3 separate regions of the Homo sapiens genome follow, and all the other regions are linked to region 2. A link is a contact called in ENCODE Hi-C or POLR2A ChIA-PET data. All regions are on one chromosome and are shown on one strand. Each heading gives the region's core, a stretch centred on a gene start or an enhancer-like site at or near the end of the contact. The rest is flanking DNA. Distances are from core to core; before and after follow the strand shown. Region 1 holds the start of AP1B1 (adaptor related protein complex 1 subunit beta 1). Region 2 holds the start of MIATNB (MIAT neighbor). Region 3 holds the start of GUCD1 (guanylyl cyclase domain containing 1).

Region 1 (2,700 bases), core at 175-2,674, 2.7 Mb after region 2:
CTTAGACTCTTGCCCTGAAAGGTATCACTAATAGCAACAGCCTGTAGGATTGTTTTATCCTAAAGAAAGTAAGTCGAATGCCCCTTATGAAGATCAGACAAAAAGCAATAAGGCTACATCGTGACATAAATCCAAATAAATACAACGGCAGCTAAAAATCTTTTTTTTTTTTTTTTTTTTGAGACGGAGTCTCACTCCGTGGCCCAGGCTGGAGTGCAGTCGCACGATCTCGGCTCACTGCAACCTCCACCTCCTGGGTTCAAGCGATTCTCCTGCCTCAGCCTCCCAAGTAGCTGGGATTACAGGCGTACGCCACCATGTCTGGCTAATTTTTGTATTTTTATTGGAGACAGGGTTTCACCATGTTGGTCAGGCTGGTCTTGAACTCCTGACCTCACGATCCACCCGCCTCAGCTTCCCAAAGTGCTGGGATTACAGGCGTGAGCCACCATGTCTGGCTAAAAGTCTTAAATATCCCCTACACCCCAACCTTAACTCCAGTCTTTCCTTTGTCTCTGTACTTTGCAGGTCTCTGACAGCCTGGCAGAAAACCTGGCCTTGCCTCTACTACCCGAATGACCTTACATGTGGGATTTAACCTCTCTGTGCCTCAGGGTCCTCATCGATAAAATAGGGATATTTAATCCCCACAAAGGTTGCTGTGAAGTTTAAATGTGTCATTGTAAGGAAAGTGCTTAGCACAGTGCCCGGTACACAGAAGGGACTCGATAGCCACTAGCAAGCATCTCCCTCGTTATTTTGCAGCATTATCACCGGTGTCTCCATTCAGTTAACTTGTCTTAGAGGCTCCAACAAACAAGACCAAGCCAGTGCCTAGCCGGAGGCGGGCGGCACGGGACCGTTTTCTAGTTTTTTTTTCTTTCTTCTTTTTCAACCTTGGCAAAGAGATAACGCCCTGAACAACGAGGAGGCCTCAGGATGGCCATGGAGGTGAGTCCGAAAGAGGAAATCAGAGCCCGAAGAGTTTTCCCTCAGGCCAGTGGGGAATTCCTCGGGGCCTAAGTCCTGTCTCTCCGGGCGGAAGCCCCAGGAGGTGCTGCGGGTATGGGGCGGCCGAGGAACAGGCCGGCGGCCAAGTGGGCGCGAATGAATGAACGAACCCTCAGCCCTTCCTCCTCCTCTGGCTGGGGACGTCGCTCGCGCCCCTGCAGCGCCGCGTCCTCTTCATGACCTCTGACCCCGCAAACCCCTCACCTAGGACCCCTGACCCCTCGCCCCACTTCTTCTCCTGGCTCGCCCGGGTCCCCGCTTCCTCACCCGCAGGTCCCAATAGCTCCCGGCGCCCCGGCTCGGTTCGGCTTGGCACCAAAATGTCCGCGGCCTCCACCTCTCGCTCTCCCGGTGCGTCCGGGCTGCCGGCGGCTCGGAGCCCCGCGGCTGTCACCTGCCGGGCGGAAGTGAGCTGCCCGCGCGCGGGTACTTCCGGTGGACGCAAGGCCTGAAGGCGGGGTCAAGGGTACAACCCTGGCGGGGGTGGTGCCCGTGGGGCGGGGCAAGAAAAGGGGAAGAGCCCAACGGTATTAACCCCTCGGCAGCCGCGGCGCTGCTATGCTGCAGTCTCCCGCAGAGCCCTTGGGAAACCATCCCGCTAGCCAATTCAGCGTGAGGGGGCCGGGCAAGGTCGTAGGGAGTTTGAAGTCCATCTTCTGTGTAAAGACGGCAAATCTGAGGTTCTAAGAGGGGCAGGGTTTTGCTCAAGGTCACTCATTTTTTGTTTGTTTGTTTGAAATAGGGTCTTGCTCTGTTGCTCAAGCTAGAGTGCAGTGGCTCGAAGATCTGGGCTCACTGCACCCTCCGCCTCCCAGGCTCAGGTGATCCTCTCACCTCAGCCTCCCAAGCAGCTGGGACCACAGGTGCGCAGCACTACGCCCGGCTAATTACTTATTATTTACTTATTTATTTTTTGTAGAGAGAGTCTCACTTTATTGCTCAGGCTGGTCTCGAAATCATGGACCCGAGAGATCCTCCCGCCTCGGCTTCCCAAAGTGCTGGGATTACAGAGGGGTCTCTCTCTGTCCAAACTAGGTTTACAGCTCTAGTTTGGACCCCTCCATTCTTAAGATGAGTGACCTTGAGCCAGACACAGTGGCTCATACCTGTAGTCCCAGCTACTCGGGAGCCTGAGGCAGGAGAATAGCTTGAGCCCAGGAGGTTGAGGTTACAGTGAGCTATAATTGCAGCACTGCACTCCAGCCTGGGCGACAGATCCAGACCCTGTCTCAAAAAAAGAAAAAAAATGGCCGGGCATGGTGGCTCACACCTGTAATCCCAGCACTTTGGGAGGCCGAGGCGGGCGGATCACAAGGCCAGGAGATCGAGACCATCCTGGTTAACATGGTGAAACCCCGTCTCTACTAAAAACACAAAATATTAGCCGGGTGTGGTGGCAGGCGCCTGTAGTCCCAGCTACTCAGGAGGCTGAGGCAGGAGAATGGCGTGAACCCGGGAGGCAGAGCTTGCAGTGAGCCGACATCACACCACTGCACTCCAGCCTGGGCGACAGAGCAAGACTCCGTCTCAAAAAAAAAAAAAAAGAAAAAAGAAAAAAACCATCTGCAATCCCACTGACCTAAGACAATCACTTTTAATATTTTGGTGAATATTCTTCCAAACTTGATAGATCATTTGTTTTTTTTTGTTTGTTTGTTTTGAGACAGGGTCTCGCTCTGTTGCCCGGAC
Region 2 (2,700 bases), core at 201-2,700:
GGCAGTGTTGCATGGTGTGATTAACCTACTAACCCAGGGCTCAGCCGGGACGCTGTGGCGTGTGACGAGGTGCCTGGCCTTCTGCCAACCAACTAACCCACTAACCAGGCCCGAGCATGCCCTACTAACCACCCCCCCGCAGCCAGATCCTACTAACTGTGCAGCTCATGGGCCTTTCAAGGGGCTGGGATATGGGGGCAGCCAAGGCTCCAGAAGGCTCTGCCTATGGGCTGGGATCTTTGTGCAGACCCACGTTCCAGGACAGAGAATGCAAATAAGACTCACCAACTCTGCCACTTCCTGTTGAGTGAGTTTGAGTAAGTCACCTCACTTCTCTCAACCTCAGTTTCCTCAGTGGTAGAATGCGAGTTCTGATACCTTACAGGTTGCAGTGAGGATTCCCGTCAATATAAGGGTCTCAGCACATGGCAGACACCTAAAAAAAAAAAAAGTATGAGGATGGAGGAAGGCCCCTCAAACCTGGTTGAACACGTCTGCTGCCTAGGCCCTGGCCTCTCTGGGTGTTCTGCACACAGATCCTTCTGCCTGGGGCAAGACACTTGGCTTTGAATCCATGTCACTTCCCCACATTCTTCCTCCGTCTCAGCTTTCTTTTCTGTAGGCAGCTCTTTTGTTCGATTACTAACCCGTCTAACCCCTGGGGTGCCTCAACTGCACCCCGATCATCCCTTAACAAACTAACGGACCTGCGTGCGTTCTTCCTTTTCTCTTAGCGACTCCTGTGTGTGTCTGCTGAGGTGCCCTGTCCGCTGGTGCTGTGCTCTGACTTACTAACCCAGCCCCTACTAACCCTGTTTTCTCTTCTTACTAACCCCAGCCCTGCCGAGCTCTGGGCTCCCCCCGGGGGCTGGTCCCCCTCCTTTTGGCAAGCAGATGACCTGGGGCTACTGGCCCTGTAGACAGATGTCCCACTTTGCTGCCCCATATTGGCTGTAAGATCAGAGTCCACTGGGCCAGGTCTAAGGCAGGGGATGGCCCTATTAACAAGACTCAGAGGAGGAAGAGGTGGTCCTGTGGATGTGGGAGGCTGGACTCTGAGTATGACATCTCTCCTATGTGCAGAAGTCTGGTTGCCACTGGGAGTAGGTGGGACCAGGGAAATCTCTGGGACGTGAGTGTGGAGGCCTGTTGGTCTAGACTCTAGACTGTGGAGCTCTGAGCTTTTGTGTCCTCTGGAAGGAAGCTGGGGAAGAATCCTCTCCATTGTTAAGTGACGGGGATAGAAGCTGTCCTGCACAGGAAGTCACGAGGGGGGCGTATCCCACGAGGAAGGCAGGAGGGGGCGTGCCCCTCACCGGAAATTAGCAGAGGGGCGTGTCCCACACCGGAAGTCAGAAAGCGGAGCCTTTCTTACACCGGAAGTCAATGAAGCGGGTCTTTCCTACGCTAAAAACCACTGAGTGGAGTATTTAGTACACAGGAAGTCGGCCAGAGAAACATTTCTCATATTTGAAGGCCGGAAAGAGGGACATTTCTGACACCGGAAGTCAGTGAGAGGACTCTTTCCCACACAGGAAGTCAGCTAGAGAGCCGTCTCCCCTCTCTGGAGCCGAGAGAGGCCGGTTTCCCCCACCGTAAGTAGACGTGGGGCCGTGACCGGAAGTCCTTGGGAAAGATCCGTCCCATTCCCGGAAGCTAGAGGGCGTTAGTTGTCGGGTTGAAAAGGGGTGTGGGGAGGGGAAGCAGCTTTACCCCGGGCTCGGAGTTTGCAGGAGAGAGAAGTGGGGAGCAAGAAGTGAACCTCAGGGGCTCACAGGGTTCCCGCAGATGCTCAGGCCGGCCAGGAATGCATCTCTGGCTCTCTGTTCCCACGGACGTCACTGCCTCAGCCAGCCTCCCCCAGAGCCCGCCAGCCGCTAAGCCGGGGCCACACCTGGGGGTGATTTCATGCCTCACCTCCAGTAGGCACCTTGGTTTCTTTGGGCTAATCTCTGGCTCCCTTGCGCTAACTCTTGCTCTCACCCAGCTAATCCCTGCCTCACCCTGACTGCCCCAGGGGCTGACCACTAACAACCAACCTGGCCCTGTCTGGGGGTTCCAGGCTCCTGGCCTGGCCCTGACCGGTTCTTAATTAACCTTTCCTTCACCTTGACTAACTCCTGCCTTCCTGGTCTGTTCCTTTCAGCAGAAACTAATGGTTTGTGGATTTTTTTCTGACTAACAACAGGTCTAACATTCCTCGTTACTGTTAACAGCTTGGATGTCGGCATGGCTGGGAAGGGGCTAACACAGCTTTGAACTTGGCTAACACAGGTTTGAACTTGGCTAACACAGGTTTGAACTTGACTAACACAGGGAAAAGCATAGCTAACAATTTTGGGCGTGGTGGCTGCTCTGAGTCAGAACAATCAGAAGTCGGTAAAGATGGTAGTTTTCTAAAGGAGGTGCCAGGGCTCTGGTGTGGACCAGGCCTGATGGAGCAGTGGTACCCACCAAGGTGGGGTCAGAAGTATAGCCAGTCTTGCAAGGTTTTGGCCATTGGGCATATCTTCACTCCTCATAGTCTGCATTTGGTTTCAGTTCTTAAAAAAATATAGCCTTATAGCTACAGTAGTTTGCACAAGTAGATGCAGCTCTTATAAACCTTAAAATACCTGTCTGGTGTCTACAGAGCATATGCCATTTTGTATAGAGTCACCCTTCCCCAGGCCAGGGCCTAGAGTCTTCATTTTGGGGACT
Region 3 (2,700 bases), core at 78-2,577, 2.1 Mb before region 2:
CATCTCCAGCCTCGGCAAGGGCGGATCGGACCTAGAGGTGCTCATGTTGGGGGTGATAAGGTTAGGCGAGGCCTTGGCATCTGTCCCCATAACAGCTTTAGCCTTCTAAACACAAAGCCACAGCCAGACGTTGCTGCCTGGAGCCAAAGGGCTGCCTGGAAGGCCCTGGCCTGAGCTCAGTTAGTGGCTGTCACTAAGGAAGGCAAGCAGTGCACTAGCCTTTAATACTTAACCCATCTCAGACTCAGTCTGCTCAGCTGCAAAAGTGCAAATCACAGTGGGCACCTACTTCACTGGTTCGTTATGAGGATTAATGAGGCACTGCATGTAAACAACTGCACGCAGCGCGCGCCTGCCTCATAGAACACTCCCTGTGAATGTAAGCCATTCCTCCTCTGAGGCTCAGGAAAGGCAAGTATCTTGTCTCAGACCACAGGGCTAGACAACTGGAGGAGGAGGGTTGTAAATCCCCCACCAACTCCACACAGCAGACACAAAAGGGAACACTCCCTGGGAGTGACACCTGAAGGTCAGGGTCCCACATGCTGTTGACCTCTTCCACAGTTGGCACTTCACTTCAGAGTTTACTAGCTAGAACTCCGTTTGTCATCAACCCCGCGCCTTCAGCAGGACAGGAATCACGTCTTCCCCCTCCCCTACGTCTTGGGCAAGCAAACTAACGGCCAAGACATTGAATACCAGTCCGGGTCTCCGCCCCAAAGGGGCTCAGGCTACCGCGTGGCAGAGAGAACGAAAGTGAAGAACAAGAGCAAGACAAAACGCCGAGTCTCGGAGGCCAGGGCACTGGCCCTTCCATTGCTCGGTGCTCTCGGCCAGTTTCCTGCCCTTCCCAGCCTCAGTCCTCCACGGTTTCCCAAGGCATGGGAGCTCCCAAGGCGGCTCCAGCAGGACTTTTCGCTTCTGGGGAAGGTGGTGCCCCTGCTACCCGGACCTTCCCACCATGCTGACAAGGGTCGCAATCCTGCGAGTGTCAGGAAACCCCCACTGACTGGAACCAGGCGGGTGTGGGGGCGAGGCGGGAGTCGGCCCAAGGTCGCGCGACTGGACCCTGCCCCGCGCTAGGGAGGGGTCCCTTTCGTTCCTAGGGTGAAGACTGGGCCCACAGAGAGGCACTGACCGGGCTCGAGCGGCGGCCCCGCTGCCTCCGCCTCCGTCCTCATGACCCGGGCGGCGCGGGGCGCCCATGGCCCCGGCCCAGAGCGGGCTACAGCTTCCGCTTCGGCTGGGGCGGGAGGGCGGTCGGTGCGTGTCGAGTTCCTTCTCCGCCACCGCCGCCGCTGCGGAGGAGAGAACGGGAGGCGGCGGCTGGGCCGCCCCAAGCGCCGCCCCAGCCCTTCCAGGTCTCGAATCTGGAGGCCCCGCCCCCTCCTTAGGCCCCGCCCCAAACTTTGATCTTAGAGGTCCCCAGCCTCTTGATTTAAGTCTGCTCCGGCCATTCGCCGCCTCAGCGTTGAGTGGCCCCACCCTCTCGCCCAATCCTCGCGCAGACGCGCAGCTCACCAGGACGCGGGCCCCGGAAGCCCCGCCCCTTTCTTTGAGCCCCGCCCCAAAGCTCGTGCATTTCCTGAATAGAGGCTCGTCCCTTCGGCAAGCCCCGCCTCTGCCGGGTCCCGCTCTTTTGCCAGTCCTAGGTGTAAGCCCTGATCCCGCCCAGTGCATCCCCGAGGCCCCAAGCAACTCTCCTCCAACTGTCTTTAGGGATAACCCTGAGCGGGCAGCCGCTCTACTCTATACCTAACTTTATCCGTACCAGATACCTAGCCTCACTCAGGGCCCCCCTTACCTGGCGGTGCCGGGATCAACAAATGAAATTGTGACGGGAAGTCCTGGCCCTTGGCCCAACCTCCTGCTGTCCCCGGTCTGAGGGCCCAAGCCCCGCGTCTCCGCCTTGCCGTCCAGCCTGTCCTTGGTGTGGGGTGCTTGGAAGTGTGAGCACCCTCTCTGGCTCTTTGCCGGCCCCAAGGGTCGTTGCGGCGGCCCCCGGGCCCAGTCATCAGCCCTCTTTTCCGGTGCCGGAACTATCGTACTGGTGCCCTAGTTTCCCAGCCGGCAGGCGGAGTGAGGAGGAAGCGGAGGCGAGACCGCGCTCAACACTGGGGAAAGGAAGGAGGCGGGCCCTGCGCGCAGCATTTTGGGAAAGAGTGGAATTCTGGGTGTTAGGCCCGCCATTCGCTTGACTCACGCCTTCGCCGTAGCATCTTTCGCAGCGGACCGAAGAGAAGAAAAGTAGGCCAGAGCCGGTGAGGCTGGGGACGGGCGAGGGGAGGTCGAGGCGCCTGTGAGGGGCCAGGGGCTGGAGAAAGACTTGCTGCATGGAACTCTGCGGGGCTCGGGGAGGGAAGAAAGCGGGAAGCTTGGGCCACCCAAACATCAGCGTCGCCTCACTAGCTCCTGGAAGTAAGTTCATTAGCTTTCCCCTCAACGTGCATGCTTCTCACATTCTGTATCTCTCCAGGTGAGTGTTTTTCAAAGCTTCCAGGCAGTAATCTCGAAGTCATTTCTGATTGACTATCTCCTTCCCCCAAATCCTATGAGTTTTTTTTTGTTTTTTTTTTTTTAAGTAGAGACGGGGTTTCACCATGTTGCCCTGGCTGGTCTCGAACTCCTGGGCTCAAGGGATCCACCGGCCTCGGCCTTCCAAAGTGCTGGGATTACAGGCGTGAGCCACCGCGCCCAGCC

Evidence for each region. A loop is a pair of places that touch in the nucleus more often than their neighbours do. ChIA-PET counts read pairs that join two places held with the same protein, here RNA polymerase II (POLR2A). Pooled maps may share reads with other maps.
Region 1: a loop to region 2 is called in a map of CD4-positive, alpha-beta T cell, with 11 times the contacts of the local background. The contact joins the promoter of AP1B1 here to the promoter of MIATNB in region 2. A Hi-C loop is called at or near these places in 1 of 168 maps with a recorded cell type or tissue (CD4-positive, alpha-beta T cell) and 7 of 50 pooled maps. POLR2A ChIA-PET finds 5 or more read pairs at or near these places in 1 of 52 experiments (activated B cell).
Region 3: a loop to region 2 is called in a pooled map, with 24 times the contacts of the local background. The contact joins the promoter of GUCD1 here to the promoter of MIATNB in region 2. A Hi-C loop is called at or near these places in 1 of 168 maps with a recorded cell type or tissue (CD8-positive, alpha-beta T cell), 1 of 37 single-sample maps with no recorded cell type and 10 of 50 pooled maps. POLR2A ChIA-PET finds 5 or more read pairs at or near these places in 2 of 52 experiments (A673 and activated CD4-positive, alpha-beta T cell).

Annotation. Positions count from the first base shown.
Region 1 is chr22:29,387,146-29,389,845 of GRCh38, forward strand. AP1B1 (adaptor related protein complex 1 subunit beta 1) reads right to left here and starts at 1,425. Exons shown (of 23, transcript NM_001127.4): 1 at 1,279-1,425. It also overlaps a transcript of RFPL1 not described here.
Region 2 is chr22:26,671,393-26,674,092 of GRCh38, forward strand. It overlaps MIATNB (MIAT neighbor), which reads left to right and starts at 1,451. Exons shown (of 6, transcript NR_110543.1): 1 at 1,451-1,595. It overlaps MIAT (myocardial infarction associated transcript), which reads left to right. Exons shown (of 5, transcript NR_033320.3): 5 at 1-2,700.
Region 3 is chr22:24,553,811-24,556,510 of GRCh38, forward strand. GUCD1 (guanylyl cyclase domain containing 1) reads right to left here and starts at 1,328. Exons shown (of 6, transcript NM_001284254.2): 1 at 1,139-1,328. The coding sequence starts at 1,181. SNRPD3 (small nuclear ribonucleoprotein D3 polypeptide) reads left to right here and starts at 2,189. Exons shown (of 4, transcript NM_004175.5): 1 at 2,189-2,261. RefSeq lists a silencer at 1,077-1,436 and an enhancer at 1,897-1,996.